Linked DNA regions of Homo sapiens: region 2 is linked to region 1. A link is a contact called in ENCODE Hi-C data. All regions are on one chromosome and are shown on one strand. Each heading gives the region's core, a stretch centred on a gene start or an enhancer-like site at or near the end of the contact. The rest is flanking DNA. Distances are from core to core; before and after follow the strand shown. Region 1 holds the start of NOTCH3 (notch receptor 3). Region 2 holds the start of AP1M1 (adaptor related protein complex 1 subunit mu 1).

The links. Hi-C counts contacts between places; a loop is a spot of excess contacts on that map.
Region 2: a loop to region 1 is called in a map of heart left ventricle, with 6 times the contacts of the local background. The contact joins the promoter of AP1M1 here to the promoter of NOTCH3 in region 1. A Hi-C loop is called at or near these places in 1 of 168 maps with a recorded cell type or tissue (heart left ventricle).

What each region holds. Positions count from the first base shown.
Region 1 is chr19:15,198,241-15,203,167 of GRCh38, forward strand. NOTCH3 (notch receptor 3) reads right to left here and starts at 2,755. Exons shown (of 33, transcript NM_000435.3): 1 at 2,548-2,755. The coding sequence starts at 2,665. RefSeq lists a silencer at 1,825-2,051 and enhancers at 2,638-3,139, 3,140-3,639.
Region 2 is chr19:16,194,438-16,199,271 of GRCh38, forward strand. AP1M1 (adaptor related protein complex 1 subunit mu 1) reads left to right here and starts at 3,474. Exons shown (of 12, transcript NM_032493.4): 1 at 3,474-3,631. The coding sequence starts at 3,590. RefSeq lists a silencer at 3,618-3,857.

The DNA of each region.
Region 1 (4,927 bases), core at 1,505-4,004:
CTAACTGTCCTGCCAGAAGGGTCCAGGGTGTGGCTGGGTCTGAGCTAGTGGAGAACTGTGTGCATGCGATCAGGTGTGGGGACACAGTGCGTGTGTCCATGCATGCTCTTGTCAGAGAGAGGGTGATGGAGAGAGGAAGGAAGATCGAGAAAAACACAAAGACGTGAGAATGAACTAGAAGCAGATAGACCAGGAGAAGACAGAGAAGGACAGAAAGAAATAGAAAGCGGCCAGGCATGGTGGCTCACGCCTCTAATCCCAACACTTTGGGAGGCCGAGGCTGGTGGATCACCTGAGGTCAGGAGTTCGAGACCAGCCTGGCCAACACAGTGAAACCCAGTCTGTTCTAAAAATATAAAACTTAGCTGGGCATGGTAGCAGGTGCCTGTAATCCTAGCTACTCAGGAGGCTGAGGCAGGAGAATCGCTTGAACCCAGGAGCCAGAGGTTCCAGTGAGCCGAGATCACGCCATTGCACTCCACCCTGGGCAACAAGAGCCAAACTCCATCTCCAAAAAAAAATTAGCTGGGTGTGGTGGCGCACGCCTGTAGTCCCAGCTACTCGGGAGGCTGAGGCAGGAGAATCGCTTGAACCTGGGAAGCGGAGGTTGCAGTGACCCGAGATTGCGCCACTGCATGCCAGCCTGGCAACAGAGTGAGACTGTCTCAAAAAAAAAAAAGAGAGAGAGAAGGACAGAAAGAAATAGAAAACAAGAGGGTGAGTTACAGAATCTGTCGAGCTGAACCTGAGCATGGGCCTACATAGTATATGCCCCTTCCTCACAGGACAAGCCGACTGGACACCATCACCCACACCAGGACCTGTGGGTGTTCGTGAACTCACACTGTGGGTCCCATAACATGGGCTATGGGCCACCCTGAGCTGTAGGCAATGTGAGCCACATGTGTGTGCGTGCACGGGCTTGTGTGTCTGTATGTGGATTTGGGCATGCATCTATTGTGTCTCAGTTGCAGCTACATGTGAGTCTATCTGTACATGCATGTCAGCGTGGGTGTGCCCGTGTGTGTATGAGCTGCACACCCATACGGGAATGCACAGATGTGTGTGCTGTCTGTATGCAGGTTGTGTCTGTTGTGCGTCTGTGTATGTGAACCGTGTAAATGGGTGTACAGCTGTGTGTTGGTGTGACCTGTGTGTGCACCGCTGTGTCTGTGTATGGGTTGGCTGTGTCTGTCCATCTGCATGTGTGAGCTGGGTGTAAGCATGTCCTTGAGTCTTCATCTATGTGCTGTCTGAGTGTGTGCAGGCAGCGTGTGTGCCACACCTGTGTGATCATATTTGTGTGTGTATGTATGTCAATGTGTGAGCTGTGTGCGTGCAGCTGGGTGTGTCTTTCCTGAGCCAGGTGTGCAAGTCTGCGAGTGTGCTGTGTGTGTGCAGGTTTGCATCTCTGTTACGTGACCTAGAGCTATGTGTGCCAGCGAGTGTGTCACAGGCCATGTGTGTGCGCCGCTGGTCCGGCGGAGGCGGCGGCTCCTGCCTGGTCCTGCCCCGTCCGGGCCCCGGGGCTGGGCTGGGGAGGCCGTTCACTCCCGAAACCCCCACCCCGCCCAGCGCCAAGCCCCACACTGGCGTCTGGGACCCCTGGCCAGGGGCCTTGGCCCGCGCCCCTCCCCCGCCCACCAGGCCTCCCGTAGCGGTGAGGGGGGTGCCCCCGCAGCCCCCTCCCCGGCCCAGCCGCGGGTCCCGCTTTGTCTGGCAAAGAAAGCGCGAGGCCGGCCGGAGGGAGGGGGTGTCTAGACGGCGCGGCCATTGTCCCGAGCGGGGGAGGGGAGGGAGGAGAGGAGGAGGGGCGGGGGCCCCTGGCCGGCTGGGGAGGGGCTCTGGCCGCGGGGAGGGGGCGCTGGAGCCGAAGGGGAGCACGTGGGCCCTCGCCCCTTCCCCTCCCCGCGCAGGGGCGGGGTCCCAGGGCCTCCGGGTCCCCGCGGCCAGAGGAGAGAGGCGGGCTGCGGGCGGGGGAGGGGGCGCGCGCGCCGCCGAGGCTCCGGCTCGGAATCCGGCTCCGGGTCTTGCTGCGCGCCGGCCTGGGAAGTTTTCTCCGAGTTCAGAGCTCCCAGAACTTCGCGCCCCCTCCCCACCCCCCGCCTGGCCCAGCCCGCCCGGGGTGTCGGGGGCGGGGTGGGGGGGCTTTTGTGCGAGAGGTCCCCGGCCTAGAAGTACCTGGGCCCCCAATCATAACCTACCCAGGACTCCAGGCGTGAGTTGGATGGGGACGAGTCCCGAACTCTGTACGCACCCCCCCACCTCGAGTCCCTGATCCCCGCACCTCGAGCTCCCAGTCTCGGACTCCTGGGTCCCTTCATCTTCAGCTCTAATCGCTCAAGGGTCCCTGTTCCTTGGGCCTCTGGGGTCCTCCCCATTCTGAATCTCTGGGTCCTCCAGGACTGGCATGAAGCCCGGGGCTCCTGCGCCCCTTCCCCGACCCTGGTTCCTGCCTCCCATGAACCCCCGCCAGCCCCGGCCTTGGGGGTTCTTGCACTCCCCCTCTGCCGCCCTCGTCCCATCCGCCAGGTCCCGGCCCCTCACCTGCAGCCCCCGGCCCCGCTAGCAGCAGCAGCAGGGGCAGCGCCCGCACGGGTGGCGGTGGCGGTGGCGGCGACATCGGGCGACGGCGGCGGCGGCGGCCACGGGCCCCCGGCCCCATGGCGGCCGGCCGCGACCCTCCCCTCCTCCCTCCTTCCCTGGGCTCCGGGCGCGTCCCGGGCCAGCCTCCGCGCCGCCAACTTCGCCGAAGTGAGGCGGCCGGGCCGCCCCGCCCCCAGCCCTCGAAGGCTCGCCCCGCCCCGGGGCCGGCCCAGCGCGCCCCCGCCCCCCGCCCGGCCTCCCGGGGTCCCTGCCCACCCTCCACCCGCACAGCCTGGGACGCGCGGACCCTCGGAAACCCAGGCCGAGCATGCAGTGAGACGCGGGCAGAACCCGGAGTGGCGGGCACACCCAACCTCGTGAACGCCCACGCACCCCATCCCCATCCCCCAGTACACACCCAGAGCCGGACACCTCTGGAGCCGGGACAAAAAACACAGCCTCCCAGAAACTCTGGAAACTGAGGCCAGTCACGTCCTGAGAGGCTCATGGACCCACAGCCACGGACGCACAAATGCAAGCCCATGCACCAAGCTTCCCCAGGACTCTGATCTAAAACATTCACAAACCTAAAAGTCGGACCGGGCGCGGTGGCTCCGGCCTGTAATCCCAGCACTTTGAGAGGCAGAGGTGGATGGATCACTTGAGGTCAAGAGTTGGAGACCAGCCTGGCCAACATGGTGAAACCCGGACTCTACTGAAAATACAAAAATTAGCTGAGCGTGGTGGCGCACGCCTGTAGTCCCAGCTATTCGAGAGGCTGAAGCAGGAAAATCGCTTCAACCCAGGAGGCTGAGGTTGCACTTAGCCGAAATCGTACCACTGCGCTCCAGCCTGGGCAACAGAGTAAGACCCTGTCTCAAACAAAACAAACAAACAAAAAACCGCTAAAACTCACTCAGCCAGGCCAGGAGCCTAGGACTACATTTGCAGCCTCAGACCTCAGACACGTACTAGGAGTCACATGCATGTGTGTGTGTTCACACATGCACACACAAACTCTTCTTGCTCTCAGCCCTCCCAGAAAGCAACCCACTTCCTCTGTGACTCTCAAAGGGTCACCCCAGCCCCCTAGTCCCACCCCCATACCCCACACAGCTTTGGGCCTCAGCCTATCTGGCTCAATTTGATTAATTCTCTTTTCTTTTTTTTTTTTTTTTTGAGACAGCGTGTCGCTCTGTCACCCAGGCTGGAGTGCAGTGTCCCTATCTTGGCTCACTGCAAGCTCTACCTCCCAGGTTCAAGCGATTCTCCTTCCTCAGCCCCCACCCCCACAATCTGCCAAGTAGCTGGGATTAGAGGTGTGCGCCACCATACGTGGCTAATTTTTTCTGGGTTTTTGTTTACTTGTTTGTTTGTTTTTGAGACGGAGTCTCGCTCTGTTGCCCAGGCTGAAGTGCAGTGGCATGATCTCCGCTCACTGCAAGTTCCGCCTCCTGGGTTCACACCATTCTCCTGCCTCAGCCGTCCGAGTAGCTGGGACTACAGGCAACTGGCACCATGCTCTGCTAATTTTTTTTTTGTATTTTTAGTAGAGACGGGGTTTCACCGTGTCAGCCAGGATGGTCTCGATCTCCTGACCTCGTGATCTGCCTGCCTCAGCCTCCCAAAGTGTTGGGATTACAGGCGTGAGCCACCGCGCCCAGCTTCTATTTTTTTAGTAGAGACTGGGTTTTGCCATGTTGGCCAGGCTGGTCTCGAACTCCTGACTTCAAGTGATCCGCCCGCCTCAGCCTCCCAAAGTGCTGGGATTACAGGCGTGAGCCACCACGCCCAGCCTTGATCAATTGCCTTTTCCCAAATCAGTCATGCTGCACAGGCTTCCTGCAGCTCCCTCTGTTCCTGTGGAAAGAATGGGGACCCTGAGAGGCCTGGAGCCCAGCCCTGGAGGAACTTCCAGTCTGGGGAAGAAAAAGCTAGACGCACACACACCCAGTGTGGAGGGCTCAGGGCTGGGCCAGAGAAAGGCATGGAATCTGGGAAGGGCCTGGGGTACACGGGTGGTGGGTGAGGACTTTGCCTGGGAGGGTTATTTATTTGTTCATTCATGTATTCAACAAGTATGGCTAAGGCTCCAGCCCTGTATCACACTCTGTTCTATGGACTGGGGGTGCACCCTGGAGGGCGTCCAAGAGGACGTCCAGTGGGGCTTGGCCCTGAAAGTTGAGCTGGAGGGAAGTCATCCCAGCAGAGGGACTGGCCCATGCCAACAGGAAGGGACAGAGTTGGAAGGGAACGTGTACAGGCCAGAGGTTAAGAGGAGAAAGGAGCCATGCTTACTCCTTGGTATCTGGCTTGGTGATAAGGATGCTGGAAGAAGGAA
Region 2 (4,834 bases), core at 2,224-4,723, 1.0 Mb after region 1:
GATTTATTTATCTCTTTGTAGAGATAGGGTCTCCCTATGTTGCCCAGGTCTCAAACTACTGGCCTCAACCTCAAGTGATCCTCCTGCCTCGGCCTCCCAAAGTGTTGGGATTGTGGGTGTCAGCCACCAAGCCCGGCCACAGCTGTGACTTCCCACTGCTCAGGAAGAACATCAGGGTCTGTTCACCAAGAGTTAACAGAAATAGACGCGATATGTAACAAACCCTGTTGGACCTAGTCTCATATTTTGCCCCATTTATTGTAATGTTTTAGAGATCTTACTCTGTTGCCCAGGCTGGAGTACAGTGATGCCACTATAGCTCACTGCAGCCTTGTCAACCTCCCAGGTTCAAGTGATTCTTCTGTTTCAGCCTCCCAAGTAGCTGGGACTACAAGTGTGTGCCACCACACTCAGCTAATTTTTGTATTTTTTGTAGAGATGGGGTTTCATCATGTTCCCCAGGCTAGTCTGAAACTCCTGGGCTCAAGTGATCCTCCTGTCTCTGTCTCCCAAAGTGCTGGGATTACAGGCATGAGCCATAGAACCAAGCAACTTTTTTTTTTTTTTTATTTGAGACTCAGTCTCAAAAAGATAAAATAAAAAAAGAAAGAAAGATCATACCTATTATGATACACCAGGGTTTCTCAAATTTTGTTTCCTATTAGCATCATCTGGGGAGCTTGGAAAAAAATCCCAATAACCAGGCTGGGCGCAGTGGCTCATGCCTTTAATCCCAGCACTTTGGGAGGCCAAGGCGAGCAGATCACTTGAGCCGAGGTGTTTGAGACCAGCCTGGGCAACATGGGGAAACCCCATCTGTACAAAAATCGCAAAATTAAGCCTGGCCAACATAGTGAAACCCCATCTTTACTAAAAATACAAAAACTGATCTGGGCCTGGTGGCACACATCTGTAGTCCCAGCTACTCAGGAGGCTAAGGTTGGAGGATCGCTTGAACCCAGGAGGCAGAAGTTGCAATGAGCTGCTGAGATTGCACCACTGCACTCCGGCCTGGGTGACAGAGCGAGACCCTGTTTCAAAAAAAAAAACAAAAAACCAGAATTAGCTGGCCTTGATGGTGTGCATCTGTAGTCCCAGCTGAGCCAAGGAGGTGAAGGTTGCAGTGAGCCGAGATTGCACCAGTGCACTCCAGCCTGGTGACAGGATAAGACCGTGCCTCAAAAAAAAAAAAAAAGAAAGGAAAAGAAGGCCAGGCGCGGTGACTCACACCTGTAATCCCAGCACTTTGGGAGGTGGGGCGGGCGGATCACAAGGTCAAGAGATCAAGACCATCCTAGCCAACATGGTGAAACCCCGTCTCTACTAAAAATACAAAAATTAGCTGGGCATGGTGGCAGGCACCTATAGTTCCAGCTACTTGGGAGGCTGAGGCAGGAGAATCACTTGAACCTGGAAGGCAGAGGTTGCAGTGAGCCGAGATCGTGTCACTGCATGCCAGCCTGGTGACAGAGTGAGACTCTGTCTCAAAAAAAAAATTAAAAAAAAGAAAAATCCCAATAACCAAACCCTGGCCCAGACCAATTAAAACAAAATCTCTATACATGGCTTTCAGGCCTCAGTGGTTCTTATTGTGTGTGTTGTATTGGGGGGGCTTTTGAGACCCCCACTCCTAACCTATTCCCAGACCAAACTGAGGGTTGGGCTTCTATATCTCACAGCCCAATAATGAGACACAGATGAACTAGGGAGGAAGAGAGTTTTTATTTCTGTAACTGGTTACAGGGAGAAGGCCTGGAAAATATCACCAGACCAACCCAAAATTACAAAGTCTTCCAGAGCTCATATACCTTCTAAGCTATATGTCTACGTGTAGGTGTGCATTCATCTAAAGACGTAAGTAAGTTATAGTCTTTTAACCCATAACTAAGATCTGAGTCCTGAAGACCTTCCTCTGGAGCCTCAGTAAATTTACTTAATCTAAGTGGGTCCAGGTGCTGGGGTGATTACCCTTATCTTATCTCCTGCTAAATCATGGAGGTTTGGGGGAGTTCCTTCAAACCCCAATAAACTTGTTTGTGGAGGCCTGAGGAGTTTCTTCAGACCGCCAATAAAGCTTGTTTAATCCTAAAAGGGTCCTGTTAAGAATTCCTTCATTATCTTGTCATGCTTCAAGGCCCAGGAAAGGCCTAGGCACAACTCTGGGTGGGCTTTTGTTACATCCCAGCCTTTGTATAAGGGCACTGGCTCTCTTATCTTTTAATATTTAACTTAACCCTTGTAATCCCAGCACTTTGGGAGGCCGAGGTGGGTGGATCACGTGAGGTCAGGAGTTTGAGACAAGCCTGGCCAACATGGTGAAACCACGTCTCTACTAAAAATACAAAAATTAGCTAGGTGTGGTGGCACATGCCTGTAATCCCAGCCACTTGAGAGGCTGACACACAAGAGAATCACTTGAACCCAGGAGGCAGAGGTTGCAGTGAGCCGAGATCATGCCATTGCACTCCAGCCTGGGTGACAGAGTGAGACTCCATCTCAAAAAAAAAAAAAAAAAAAAAAGCAAACAACAAAAACCCTCTCTTGGCTGCTTGCTCTGTGCCTTGAGCAAGAATCCTTCCAGCCCAGGAGTCACTTAGCAGTCTTCAAACATTCTAGTTTGCTTCTCTAGAGTTTCGGTCACATTTCTTTCCTAAGCAAAACACTATATAATTACCGAGTTGCAAAAATCATCTTTCCAAACGCCAAAACGGAGATAAGACAGAAAATAAAAGATGTGAGAGGCAGGCATCCTGGGTAAATCACTCTGGTATTGCAGGGTTGGGATCCCCAGGGTACTATGATGGCTAACTGGAACAGAATGCAGGCATTTCTCCAAAGCCCAAGAGTTCATAAAAGCAAATTAAATATGACTCAATGGATTAATCAAGGGCCACCAGTTGCATTACTGATTACTAACTTTGCAGAAATGAAACACGGTATGTTGGGTCAAGGTTCAGTGAGGCTGGTTTTCATAACATTCCAGGCAATAAACAGGCACACTCATTCATTGATAAATGTTGACAATGACAGGTGGTGACTGTTGATAAGGTTTGATTGCCATTCAGAAAGTTTGTTTGACCTCTTTCCAAGTAACCACGACCTTACCTCTCTCTTTTGAGCTTATCACAATTGGTGACTGTACACTTGTTTCATAGACTTCCCCACCAGACTGTGAGCTCCATAGGGCTGGGCCCCAGGTCGGTTTCACCACCAGGCTCTCTCGCCTAACTCGGCCCACGGGAGGCCGTTTCCAGCTGCTCTGGCTCCATAGCTCAGCCTGGCAGCGGCCACTGGGTGCCCTGATTTGGTCGGCCCCGCCCCACCGGGCCTTACTTCCGGGATGCTTCTGGCGGGAGCAAGAAACATGGTTACATACGACGTAATGCGCCTGCGCACAGTCCGTCCTGCGCCTGCGCATTCCTGACAGCACCTCCCGGACCGGACATAACGGTCCCCGCGCGGCTCCCCGAACCGGAAGTGGAGGTGAGCTGTCGCGGGCGGCGCCCGGCCTTGCTCAACGCCCAGCAGTCCCCACCGTCGCTGCCGCCGCCACCGCCCTCGGCCGCTGCCGAGGCCTCCTGCAGCCATCATGTCCGCCAGCGCCGTCTACGTGCTGGACCTGAAGGGCAAGGTACTGAGGGCTCCCCACCCTCCCTGTTGCCAGGCAACCGGCAGGGGCCTCCGCCCGCGGGGACCCACCCTGTTGCTAGGTAACCGGCTTATGAGCCCCATCCTGGTGTGAGGCAGAGAGGCCGGTAGACCTCACCTGAGAGCCCCATCCTGTTTCTGGGTAACCGGGCGGGGGTCTTAAGTGGGTAATCCCCGCCCTGTTGCTACGTAACGCGGTGGGCTGCAGCCACCGCGTTGCCAGGTAACTGACTGCACCGCCCTCTGCTCCCCGGCGCCGGGGCCGGGGGCTCGGGCCTCGGTGGAGGACCCAGAAGCGGGGCCGCAGCCGGCCTCGGAGCCAGGCAGGGCGTCCAGGGGCTGCGCGACCCTTGGCCGGGGGTGGCGAGGCGTGGCGGGGACTGGGTGCTCTCGAGCCAGTCCCGCCTTCTCAGGGCGTTACAGCTTCTGTTTATCGTGCACTTTCTCTCAGTAGGAATTTCTCCACGTTCATTGTGATAGTGAGTTACAAGGATTAGGTGAGGTGAGTGGTGATCACGAGTGCCGTTTTATAGAGGGAGAAACTGAGGCATGGAGAGGTGAAGCAACCTGACCAAGGTCACAATGGTCACAGAGAAGTAGCAAGTCTAGGAGTCCGATCCAGAATCATTCGTTTATTCAGCTGATATCTGGGGAGCACCTACTAATGCCGGGCAGGGTACTAAGCCTGGGGTCGATTTGTGTTTAGCAAAAAACAGTCCCTTTTTTTTTGTTTTGTTTTTGAGATAGTGTCATGCTCAGTCGTCCAGTCTGGAGTGTAGTGGTGCAATCTCCACTCACTGCAACCTCCGCCTCCCGGGTTCAAGCAATTTTCCTGCCTCAGCCTCCCAAGTAGCTGGGATTACAGGCACCTGCCACTACGCCGAGCTAAATTTTGTATTTTTAGTAGAGGCAGGGTTTCACCATGTTGACCAGGCTGGTCTCGAACTCTTGACCTCGAGTGATCCACCTGTCTTAGCCTCCCAAAGTGCTGGGATTACAGGTGTGAGTCATGTGCCAGGGCTCAACAATCTGTGTTCTTACGGTGTTCACAGGCTGGTAGGGGAGATGGATACCCATCTCCAAAAACACAAATAAATGTCAATTGCAGTGGTGTTGAGGGGCGAGTGTGTTATACAGACAGTCAGCCTCAGCCCGAGGATGAGAGAGGGTTTCCCTGAGGAGGGGT